2 separate regions of the Homo sapiens genome follow, and region 2 is linked to region 1. A link is an interaction called in ENCODE POLR2A ChIA-PET data of the cell type or tissue named here. Cell type or tissue: Caco-2. All regions are shown on one strand. Each heading gives the region's core, and the rest is flanking DNA. Links, peaks and the distances in the headings are about the cores only. Region 1 has its middle 20 kb from the start of AKAP4. Region 2 has its middle 92 kb from the start of AKAP4.

Region 1 (6,522 bases), core at 1,652-5,651:
GAAAAAGAGGAAACTGGAGGGGAGATAAGGCTATCAAAGAAGGAAAGACCAGCATACAATGTGCTTTCCTGTGAAAGTCAGGAGTTTGAACTTCACCTAGATCAGCATTGTCCATTAAGAATATAATGTGATCCACATAGGCAATTTTAAGTATTCTAGCCGCCACATGAAAAAAGAAATGGGCAAAATCAACTTTAACATTATAATTCATTTAACCCACTATATCAAATACATTATCATTTTAACATGCAGTCAAAATGAATACTGATTAATGACATTTTGCACTCTTTTTTGAATACTAAGTCATTGAAATCTGGCATGTAGTTTTACAGTGACAGCACATCTTAATCTGAACTAGCCACATTTCAAATGCTCAAGGGCCACATGTAACTCAAGGGCCACATGAATCTAAGGACTAGTGTATTTGTCACTGCAGACCTAGGCAATGGGGAGCCACTGAGGCGTTTTAGGCAGTGGAGCGCCATGTCCTGATGCGTGCTTCAGAGCAAGAACAGGAGCCAGCCACTCAAGATTGCTATGTGTATTTGTGCAAGTTGTGTGCGGTACAAAGGACGTGGATGTGGGCTGCAATGCAGCCCAATAATTCTATACATCAAGCCAAGCACCCTGGCACAACACTGCCAGCTCAGAGTAAAGTGAACCTTTTCCTGATTGGTCAGCCCAGAGGCAGTGCCTTTCAGAAACAACAATAAGAACAACAAAAACACAACTTTCACGAAGATACTATATGTACTAGCACTAGCCTTGGGGAAAAGCCAGGCCCATGTAGCAGGTACACATATTAGTCCACCACTCAGGTAAGAAGCAGCACATCTTTTTACAAATCATAGTGAATTCCACTTTGATCTCCCAGGACCCACAGTCTGGAGGGAAACTCAACCTCAATTATTCTTGGGACTCTTCACTCAGAGTTGCGCCTGAGTTCTGATTTTTGTATGTACCAGGACATAGGGGTATGGCCCTCTCTGGTCATCAAGTCGTCTACTCACAGCGGCTAATGCTGAGGTATCTACTGGCCTCTGTGCAGGACCCTTCAGGCCCAACAGCACTCTGATGATTCTGCAAAAATCCTCTGCTTAACATCCCACCCTCCTAGATTCCCCACCTCACCATTCCTTTCTGGGGTCTTGCTGCCTTCCCATGCACACTGCCCAGAAGCCAGCCCAGGCTCTCCTGCTCTGGAACTTTCTCTTCTCCCATTGTATCAGGGAAATCACTTTTTTTGATGTGGAAAAAAGTCGTTTTCCCTTCATGTCTCCTCCAAGATGGTTTTTGTTTTGTTTCTTTACTGGCAAACTTTCCCCACTTTGAGGCTCAAGGCTGTTGTGAACCAAAATTAGAAAGTGCTATAGGGGCGCCAGGCCTGGTGGCTTACCCCTGTAATCCCAGCACTTCGGGAGGCCGAGGCAGGTGGGTGGCCAGGAGTTCCAGACCAGCCTGAGTGACATGGTGAAACCCCATCACTATTTTTTTTTAGTGCTGTACGAAAAGTCACTTTTCTGCCCTGTTTTCTGCCGTGCTACAAACCTCCTGGTAGCCAAGAGGGCCTGAACCAGCTATCTGCTTGATGGAAGGAAAGAAAAGGAGGAATGCACAGGAAGAAAAAAATAAATAAATATATTAGTCTCCTAAAATATTATCCAGCTATAGAGCAACAGAAAGTCTCCTATACCACTGATGGAAGAGTAAATTTGTACAACCACCGTGACAGGGTTTGTCACGATCTATTAAAGTTGAATATAGTCATATCAGGAATATCACCTGTAGGTATGTATCCAATAAAATGAGTGCTTGTGGCTAGCAAAAGACATGTATAGGTGCATTCATAGCAGCACTATTCCTAATAGGATCAAACTGGAAACAACCCAAATAAATGTCCATCAACTATACAATGGACGATATATAATGGAATATTATACAATATGAGAATAAAACAACAAGCAACAACACGGCTGACTCTCACAAGCATAATGTTGAGCAAAGGAAACTAAACGCACAAAAAATCATACGGTGTGATTCTATTTAGCTATGAAGTGTTGTAAAAGGCAGAATCCAGCCTGGTCAACATAGTGAAGCCCCATCTCTACAAAAAATGCAAATATTAGCCTGGTGTGGTGGCACATGCCTGTGGTTCCAGTTACTTGGGATGCTGAGGTGGAAGGAGCCCACCTCACATGAGCCTTGGAGGTCGAGGCTGCAGTGAGCTGTGATTGCACCACGGCCTTCCAGCCTGAGCAACAGACAGACTCTGTCTAAAAAAAAAAAAAAAAAAAAAAAGGCAGACTAAGAGGGGCTTTTGAGTGCTTCGAATGTTCTGTTTCTTGACCATGGGTGGGCTCAGTTTGTGATAATTTATTGATAATGTGTTGAGCTTATAATTTTGTTCAGTTTTCTGTATATAGCCAATACAATGTTTAAAAAGTAGGATGTCAACAAAAGAAAAACAATTACCTAGTCACACCAATTAACTGACAACATGCAATAATCCAGGCAAGAAAGAATGAAGGCGTGAATAATTTAAAGTAGTGGAAATAAGGAGAGGGAAGCTAGGACTGGATGTATGATTGGATGTAGACATTAGACAGAGAGAGGAGTTCTTGACAATGCCCAGGATTCCAGCTTGGACAACTGGGTAAATGATGATGGTGGGACTGGTTGAGATATGGAACATTGGAAGAGATAAGGCTGGTGAGTAGATGGTGAATACAATTGGCACATGATGAGTTCATAGTGTCTATGGACATTCATGTGGAGAGGCACAATGGCATGGGGTTTAAAAGTGAGGGCTGATTTTTATTCTGTACATGATGGAATAAACACACACCTCCCTTTATTGCCTACTGAACTTGAGTACAAAGCTTGTACAGAATGCATGCCAAACTATTTGAGAACTCTGAAAAGTAAATATTAGCAGACAGACTAGAGAAGGCTAGAATTAACAGTGCCACCAAACTGGAAGTGAGTTTACTATTTTTGTTCCTGCAGCATCCCCCAGCAGGAACTCAAGACAATCTGAAACTCAGAAGTGAGCACTCTGGTACAGACAGAGATCCAGTAGAAACCCTCTACTTCTGGTTGGAGGGGTGGAAAGGGGAGATCCAAAATGCTCAAAGAGAGTGGAGGAAATACACTGGTGCTGTTTTTATTTTTTCCCCTGTGGTCTGTCACCCCAGTCAGCAGGCGGTCCCACAGTTGAGGTGGTGGCAGTGGGAAAGAGTAGCCGGGGATGGGAAACTGCAGAAGCCAAAAGTGAATGAAAAGGGAGAACCTTACTTTTCTGTTCAATGAAGCTGCAGCTTTAAGGGGGAGGGGCCAAAACCCATTGCCTTTTTTTTTTTTTTTTTTTTTTTTGTCTCTGTCTCCCCGCCCCCTGCTCCTTCCCCGCCCCGAGCAAAGCGTCTCCTGCCACGTGGCCCAGACAACCTCCATCAATGAGAGCCTGCAGGGTACTGGAAAGTATTGGAAGGATAACGGAAAGTGAGGAGCTCAGGAATGTGGCCCCAAAGAGCTGTTATGACATCTAGGGTTTACCCTTGACCTCTGCGTCCGTTTTCTGAACCTAACTACCATAACGAAGGCTGTCAGAACTGAGAACTGAGCTAAGCGGTCTTCCCAACAGACCCAACTGACCTACTGGTTGGTCACGCGAGAAAACGGATTAGAACTGCGAAATATTTGAAAGCTTAACTGACATTGGAAATATAGGCTGTAGAAGAATAAAAGAAATAGCAACATTCTCCATAGTGGGGGTGGGGTGATGACTCTTAAAGGGAGAGCAGAGGGAGTTTATTGGGCGTGATGAACTGTTCTGTATCCTGATTATGGTGGTAGCTACATAATCTATACATGTGTTAAAATTTATAGAACTGTGAACCAAAACGGAAGAAAGCCAGTTTTACAGAATAATACTTAAAAAAATATAATTTAAAAGTGTGAAGGCTCTGGTGTTCAAATTCTGGTAACACCACTCACTAGCTGTGTTGACCCCAAACAAGTTTCCACCCCTCTGTGCTTCAGTTTCCTTGCCCTCAAACAGAGAAAATCCTAGTTTCTGCCTCCTGGAGAGTTTGTTATGATGGAGGTTAAATGAGATAATACATATAATGTGCTTAGACAGTGCCTGAGACATAGTGTTTGCTTAAGAAATGTCTGTGTATGTCCAGTAGTCAGTTCAATATAAGGGCCTGGGGTTCAGGAAACTGGTGAGAGGATGGAAGAAATCACTGCGTGAGTCACTGCTGTGTATATTTGGGTATTTATAGCCATAGGACAAATAGCTGCTGTGACCTTATGTTTTTAAGCCATGCAACCTACCCAGCCACCAAGCTTCCTCACTTCACTCCTGACCGCTTTCCAGTTTTCATGTAGTTCCTAACCTGTGGTGCTGTCTCCAATTTGGCCTTCAGTTCACTGACTGGTCATGACCTCTCCAAGCTGTTCTTTAAGCTGTTCTCATTCTTCTTTGTGGATCAAAACCTCTTGGACATTCTGCAAAATGCCTGGCCTAGACTCTTAAAAAAGTGACAATGTCATTAAAGACCAGGAAAAAATGGCTGGGACCTTTCTAGATTAAAGGAGACTAAAGGGACATGATAACTCAATACAATGCATGGATATTGGATAGAGCAGAGGGGAACAGCTATTGAGGCTATTATTGGGATTTTTTAGGACAACTGGCTATGACTTGTATGTGGACGAATGTCCTAGTTCCTAGGAGACACACACTGGAGTATTTAGGGTTGAATATCATGATGTCTACACTGACTTTCAAATGGCTCAGAAAAATAATGATAATTTTATATAATAATAATAATTATTATATATATGCACACAATTTTAGTCATTTGTGTGCCAGATAGATAAAGCAAGATGGCAAAATATGAACAATTGAAGCTAGATGAAGGGTATATGGGTACTTATTATACTGGTGTTACAACTTTTCCATAAGTTTTAATTTCTTCAAAATAGAACGGAGTAATATGACATCACTTGGAGATATGTAAAATATACATGCTTGTTTTGCAACCCCAAACAAAGGAATTGAGAATTTATCTGGAGTTGGGGTGGGACAGATGGGCTGGGAATCTGTATTTTAAAAGTTGCGGTATCCTAGCGAAGAAACACCACTGAGAGAACCTCATCTCACACCCTCCTCTACCTCCTCTGGTCCTTGCCGTCTTCCAGGATCCAAACTCTGGCACGAGTTCTCTTTGGCAGTGTCCCAGCTAGGCCTGTCCACCCACCCTCTGTAAAGTGGGTGCAGCTAGATAGTGGGGCTTGTGGGAAGAGCAGCAAAACAAGGATAGATCCTGGGTAGGTCAACAGTTATCAGATGGGCAGAGAAAGAGGGTTCTCTGAAAGAGACTGGGAAGAAAGGGCCAGGGAAGTAGGAAGAAAACCCCAAGATTCGACTCAAAGGAGGATGGAGAGATATGACAAGTCACTCTAGGTGTGCCTGCTTAGAGTTTGCATCAGGATGGGGATAACTAAGTTGTTCTGTCATTTCAGAAGTGGACCATTTGGTTGCAGAGGAGATTTTCCTGGCAAGTCCTCCCTTCCCTTTAGCAGATAGTTTGTGCCACAGGACTCATTGACAAAGGCATCCGAAGTCTCCAACAGGAAAAATTTCTTTTCCAAAAGCAGGGCCTTTGGGAACGAGATGCTGTCAGCCACTGAGAGGAAAGTTAGCAGATCAGGGTGTTTTATTTTACTTTCCTCTCTTGCTGAGTTCTGGGACATGATTTATCTTCTATTGGGAGGTGCTGTGTTAAGCCACGTCAAGGTCATTAAAAATATATGCATTTGGCATTTGGAGGTCGGGGAGAGTTTGGAGTCTGCCTTCTACTGTTTCTGGCATCTGATGGTTGTGACAGTGGCAAATAAAGGCCTGGAGGCCAAGTGTAACCTTAGGGAAGGAAAATGAAAACCTACCACCCTTCTCTTCATCAATTGTCTCCATCACAGCTGGGGTTTCTAGTCGGTCATAAGGGGCACTGCTCACCTTCCCCATCTGCCCCCCAGTAGGTATGTTAGTTCAGCTCTGGAATCTTTTAACATTTAGTGAAGTCCATTTTAAAAAGGAAAAATGAAAGGAACCAAAAAAAAAGCAGAAATAAGCAAAGGAAGTAAAGAACAGTTAAGCAGCACATGGCTCGCTCCAATGTATCCTTCCCATAGCAGACTGAGTGAGCACTCCAGAACACAAAGCTTACTCTGAAACTGCAGAGCTCAAACCCTTCAAGTGGTTTCTCCTTGAACTTAGCAGTGAATCCACATAGTACTCTGATGCCAGCTGACTTTTCTAGCCTTGTCACCCTTCAGTTCCCCTTCACACACTTTCTACTCCAGTGCCATGTCTCCTGGATTCCTAAGCAAGCCATGCCTTTATTCACCTCTGACGTTTTGCACATGGATGGGCACCCACCAGCCACTCAAGTGTGGTGGTGAATAGTACAGAGTCAAGTCTCATTTTGCCTGGGCGTCATCCCAGATGTAGGCAAC
Region 2 (6,522 bases), core at 1,028-5,027, 73 kb before region 1:
TATGTATTGAGTGAATGGGAAGAATTCTTCACTGATGGGCTCATTCATTAAACATTTATTGAGTCTCTGCTATTTGAACAGCTACTGTGATAGAAATTGACGCACATAGTCTAATAAGATAGGCTTCCTCCCCTTTGACTTCCTAAAAGGCTGTGGCTCCTGCTAGGTTCCAATACTGGTGTAGTAGAAAGAGCATGGGCTTTGGAGTCTGACAGACCTAAGTTCATATCCTAGCTCTGCCACTTACTTGCTGTGTGGTCTGGGCAAAGCACCCAACCTCTCTGTCTCTCAATTGTCTCTTCTGCCAAATGGAGATACTAATACCTAACCCAGAGAACTGTGGTAAGAAATAAATAAGACACGTAATGTGTGTGAAAAGCTTAGCAGTGCCTGGTTGGTACCCAGTAGGTTCTCAAAAAAGGGAATTTCCCTTTCTACTTCACTCTAGTGAGATAACCAAAGCCCCTCTTCTCACAGCTGTCTGCCTCTCTTTGGGGGAAATTAGCAGTTCTCCAGGACAGCAGTAGAAATAATTTGGCCTGAGGGGAGCCCCCGGCTTACTGCAGTGCTCTCTTATCAAGGATCTCTGAGGAGCCATTCAGGTGGAGGTGCCCCTTGTTGGAAATAAACACCCAGTGTACTTCTCTTCATGCTCCATATATGAGGTAGCCATTCATTCATTCATTTGTTCACTTATTCAGCAGCTATTTATTGAACGTATATTATGTTCTAGGCACTGTGCTGAGTGCTGGGAATATAGCAGCAAATAACAACACAGACACGGGCCTTGTCTTCACAGTACTTGCAGTCTAGTGAAGTTTTTGTTGATTTGTTTTCCCTGTATGCCTCCAGCAAATATTTATTGGGCCTGGGGATTCTAGGCTTTCTCTAGCTTGAGAAAATGGTGACTATGGCAACCAGACTTTTATCATACCACTACCAGCCGTTGCCCCAGATGACCAAGTGGCCCTGGATCTGGCGCAGGCAGAGAGAACAATGTTTGTCCTTGGAGTTTTACAGGCTTAGGAATCCTCTGCAAGTTATTCTTAAAAGTTCTGTGTGTTGGGTGCTCTGTTTCAAGCACTAGACTTCATGCTTCACTTCCATGGTTTTGCTTAATCCCCCACAACAACCTTGAGAAGTAGATACTGTTATTAAACCCGTTTATGTTAGATAAAGAAAGGGAAGTGTATGCCAGTGGGTAGGTGAAGTGACTTGCTCTGGGTCACACAGATAGTAAGCGGTGAGATGGCATTCAAGTCCAGAGCTGTATGACTCCTGAGTTGTTTTCTACAATACCACAATGTTTCAAATATTGCCACGGGATATTTCTGCAAAGGAAGCATTACACAGGGCTGACTTGCTGGAACCTAGGAGAGCCCTTGAAAGAAAAAGTAAAGGCCAATCAAACTCAGTTTATAGACAGGAATCCTCAAGTTTCCATATCTTCTTGTATTAGTTATTTGTTACTGGGTAACACTATTACCAGAAACTTAGCAGCTTTAAACAACACATAATTATTACTTCACAGTTTCTGTGGGTCAGGAGTCTTGGCATGGCTTAGCTGGGTCCTCCATAAGGCTGCAGTCAAGGTGTTGGTCAGGGCCGGTCTCTCATCAGAGGCTCAACTGGGCAAGAATCCACTTCTAAGCTCATACGATTGTTGGTGGCATTAAATTCCTTGTGGGCTATCAGACCAAAGGCCTCAGTTCCTAGCTTGCTGTTGACCTGTTGCCACTCAGTTTCTTGCTGTATTAGTCGGAGTTTTCCAGAGAAAAAGAATCCCTAGGATGTGTGTGTGTGTGTGTGTGTGTGTGTGTGCATGTGTGTATGCATATGCATGTGTATATTGAGAGATTTATTTTAAGGAATTGGCTCATGTAATTATGGAAGTTGGCAAGTTCAAAATCTTCATGGTGGTCTGGCAGGCTGAAGACCCAGAGAAGAACTGGTGTTGCAGTTCAAGTTCAAAGGCCATGAACTGGCAGAATTCACTCTTGTTCTGGGGAAGTCAGGATTTTGTTCTATTCAGGCTTTCAACTGTTTGGAGGAAGTCCACCCTCATTAAGAAATCTGCTTTACTCAAAGCACATTGATTTAAATGTTAGTCTCATCTAAAACCACCCTCACAGAAACATCCAGAATAAACTTTGATCAAATATCTGGGTACCAAAACATAGCCACATTGACATAAAATTAACCATCATTACATCAGTGTAATGTGGGAAACTAAAAAAAAAAATTTACCAACATGCTTGTCATAGTGAACCTCCCCGACATGACCACTTGCTTCATCAAAGGAAGATGAAGCAAGGAAGTGAGTCTCCTAACAAGAGACACCTTGCAAGATTATGTAACATAATCACAGCATCTTGCCCACACTCAAGGGGAGGAGGATTACACAAGAACATGAATTCCAGGAGGCAGAAATCACACAGGCCATGTTAGAGTCTTTCTGCCACAGTCTACTCCTTGACTTCCAATGATTCATGTCTCTCTCACACGCAAAATACATTCATTTCTTTCTCAATATTCCTCAAAATCTCATCCCATTGTAGCATCTGCTTAAAGTCTAGAATCTCATGATCTAAATCAGGTCCAGGTGAAGATGCAATGTTTTAGGCAAAATTCTTCTCAATTTGTTGATCTGTAAAATGAAAGAGACATGTAATCTACCTCCCATAAAACCAACATAAAATGTTGGGAAGGCTTAAGATAACTGCTATAGACATTTCCATTTGAAAAGGAGCGGGGAAATGGGAGGCATGCACTGGTCCATGACAATTGTGAAATCCAGCTGGGCAAATGTTGGATGTTCCTTCATTAGTTCTTAAGTCCTGTTTGGTCTCTTGGTTCTGCCTTCTGAATTGTCCTTCCTTTTCCACAAAAGGTAGCACATGTGTGCAGCTAAGTAGTTTATCAGACTGCTCCCTGCCAGTAGAATTTTAGGGGTCCAGCAGCTATCTTTAATTTTGTATGCTGTCTGTCTCCATCCAAGCTAACAGTGTTTCTGCTTAAATAACTTCCTCCAAAACTTTCGAATCTTCAGTGGATTTAACTGGAGTTTGCTCCATTAGAAAAAGACATACCCACAGATCTGTTTGAGATAAGCCCTTCTTTACCTTGGACTCCTTCTGTGATGGCTTAGGTACACAACTCTTACGTTTCCTAAGAGGCCCTATTGTTTGAGAGGTTCTTGGAGCCACACCTTTAATCTCTTGAAAGGGCCCTTTGTGTGACTGAATACCACTCTGATCCTTTGATCTGAGATTTTAACAAAAGATTGTCCAGTTGCTGTTGGCTTTTTCTCTATGCCATGCTTTCCTAGCAGTGCTTGGAAGCCATTTCTTAATTTTAGCATCTTTTGCCATCTGGAGAGACTAAGAATCAAGTACTGATTTCTTTTGGGTTTAAAAGTGCTTCCCTCAATTTATGTCTCTCCTCTCACATTTTACTATAAGCATCAAGAAAAAACCAGCCCACAGCTTCAACACTTTGCTTGGAAATCTTGTTAACTAAATAACCACATTCATCACCTACACTCTACTTTCCACATAATCGCAGGCAACAGTTTCAGTAAGTGTTTTTCCACTACTTAACAAGGATCCCCCATAGCCCTGTGCCTGCCACATGGTACGTGCTTAATAAATTTTACTATTGCTATTACAACATACACAATGGGAAACAGTAACACCTATCTTATGAGATGGCTGTGAGAATTTCATGAGATTATGTGTGAAGCTGCCTGAAATATAATAGGTACTGTAAACCAAAAATAAAATTCTAAGCCCCCCAACCATTTGAATGGACCCCTTCTCTCAGCCAAGGGCATTCCAAAATTAACCTGAAAAACTACTTCAGGCCATGATGGGAAGGGGAAGTTGGATATGCCTTATTATTCCCTCCTTCCTTTTGGAATTCAGGCACAGCTGACCAGCACTAACATCAACACAGAGACCTTAAGTCTGATAGAACAGACTCTTTAAGTCTGATAAGAAACATTTACAATCTATTCTCTCTGAAGCCTGCTACCTGGAAGCTTCATCTGCAAGACAAAACCTTGATCTCTTCAACCCCCTATCATAACCTAGACATTCCTTTCTATTGATTCCAGGTCTTTAGATAATAACAAATTACCAATCAGAAAATCTTTGAATTCACCTATTACCTGGAAGCTCCTGCTTCCAGTTGTCCTACCTTTCTGGACTGAACCAATGTACATCTTACATGTATTGATTGATGTCTTATGTCTCCGTAAATATATAGAACCAAGTTGTAGCCCTACCACCTTGAGCACATGTTGTCAGGATCTCCTGAGGGTGTGTCATGGATATGTCCTTAACTTTGGCAAAATAAACTTCTAAGTTGATTGAGACTTGTCTCAGGTGTAAACTTTTTGGTTTACAGTATGCATATCCCTTCCCTTTCCTTCTGTCATGAGCTGAATGTTTGTGCCTCACCAAAATTTATATGACGAAGCCCTAACCTCCAGTGTGGCTGTATTTGGAGTAAAGAAAGAAGGTTAAATGGGATCATAGGATGGGGTCATTGATGTAATAGGATTAGTGTTCCTATAAGAAGAGACATCAGAGTACATGCTCACTCCTCACTCTTGTGTTCTCTCTCTCTCTCTCTCCCTCCCCCCTCCCCACCCCATGGAGGCACTGAGAAAGGCCACATGAGGACGTGGTGCAACTGCCCAGTGGGTTCTTCTTGCCTGCTACTCAGATAGAGTCAATTTATCAAGACAGGGGAATTACAATAGAGAAAGCATTTAATACAAGTAGAGCCAGCTAAATGGAAGACCAGAGTTTTATTATTACTCAAATAAGCCTCCTCAAAAATTTGGAGGCTACGGTTTTTCAAAGGCAGTTTGGAGGGCAGGGGTGTGAAAAATGGTCCTTGTGTGTAGAGTCTGCTTCTAGGTGAGGGCCACAGGACTGGTTGAGGGTCAGGGTGGGGCCATCCAGTTATCAGAAATGCAAAAGCCTGAAGAGACATTTCAAAAGGCCAGTTTTAGGTTCCACAATAGTAATGTTAATTACAGGAGTAATTGAGGAAGTTGCAAATCTTGTGACCTCCAGAAATCTGGTTGTCTTTCATTTGTTTTACAAAAGTGGTTTGGTTTGTGGGAAGGGCTGTTATCATTTAAACTATAAATTTCTTCCAAAGTTAGATTGGCCCATGCCTAGGAATAACCAAGGGCAGTTTGGAGGTTAGAGGTAAGATGGAGTTGGTTAGATCGGATCTCTTTCACTGTCATAATTTTCTTACTGTTATAATTTTTGCAAAGGTGGTTTCTATAGTGAGAAGATAGCCATCTGTAAGCCAAGAAGAGAGCCCTCATCAGAAATAAACTTTGCTGGCACCTTGGTCTCAGACTTCAAGCCTCCAGGACTCTAAGAAAATAAATTCCAGTGATTTAGGTCACCTAGCCTATGATATTTGGTTTTGGCAGCATGAACAGGCTAAGAAATCTTTGTTGGGTGAAGCCATTATAATCTACAGATCAAAACCCACTTTTCTCAGTTTGCAGCTGCTCAACAGATAACATTGGGACACGTGGAAGGAACCTGAATTTAAAAACAATTGTGTTCATTTTTCTCTGATTATAAAATAAACATATTGGGCCAGGCATGGTGGCTCATGCCTATAATCCCAGCACTTTTTTTACGGGCGGAGGGTGTCCATGTTCTTGGCGTCTTGAGCAAAGAATTGGAAAAAACGCACAAACAAAGCAAGGAAAAAATGAAGCAACAAAAGCAGAGATTTATCGAAAATGAAAGTACATTCCATAGGGTGGGAGCGGGTCTGAGCATAGAGACTCAAGAGCCCCGGTACAGAATTTTCTGGGGTTTAGATACCCTTTAGAGGTTTCCATTGGTTACTTGGTGTACGCCCTGTGTAAATGAAGAGGATATTTCCTGTCATAGGTAAAGTGTTTCCATTTAATTTAGTTCTAGGAAGTCCATAGGTTCCTTACCTCCAGGCCCTGTTCTTCTGCCTCTCTTTGGGAGACCAAAGTGGAAGGACTGTTTGAGCTCAGGAGTTTGAGACCAGCCTGGGTAACACAGTGAGACCTTGTCTCTACTAAAAATAAAAAAAATTAGCCGGGTGTGGTGGCGCACACTGGTAGTCCCAGCTACTCAGGAGGCTGAGGCAGGAGGATCACTTGAGCCTGGGAGGTCAAGGCTGCAGGGAGCCATGATCACACCACAGCACTCCAGCCTGGGCAACAAAGTGAGACCCCATCTCAAAAAAAATAAAAAGTAGGTTTATTGTAAGAAAAAATTAGAAATTTTTAAAGAAAAGTTCTAAAAGGTTTCAAAATCATAATGAAGAAAGTAAAATTACCTGCAGTTCCTTCACTCAGAGATACCATGGTTAATATTTGGGTAAATTTATTTTTATTATTTTTCTATATATGACAGTGTATATACACACACAAATAGAATTGGAATAATGCTGAACCATAGTGCCTTATATTCTTTTTTCCTCTCATTTAACATTTCTTGGAGCGAA

Evidence for each region. ChIA-PET counts read pairs that join two places held together with the same protein. Peaks named below come from ENCODE experiments on the same cell type or tissue, not always from the same donor. Only the 100,000 strongest peaks of a DNase experiment are listed, where the experiment ranks them.
Region 2: POLR2A ChIA-PET joins it to region 1 with 7 read pairs; 2 of 35 experiments call an interaction of 5 or more read pairs at or near these places.

The regions. Positions count from the first base shown.
Region 1 is chrX:50,177,358-50,183,879 of GRCh38, forward strand. No RefSeq gene overlaps it. Among named protein-coding and RNA genes, the nearest start is that of AKAP4, 20 kb to the right of the region's middle. In Caco-2, for the core only: no CTCF peak of the experiment used is centred there; no DNase peak of the experiment used is centred there.
Region 2 is chrX:50,105,290-50,111,811 of GRCh38, forward strand. No RefSeq gene overlaps it. Among named protein-coding and RNA genes, the nearest start is that of AKAP4, 92 kb to the right of the region's middle. In Caco-2, for the core only: no CTCF peak of the experiment used is centred there; DNase peaks (open chromatin) are centred at 2,372 and 3,162.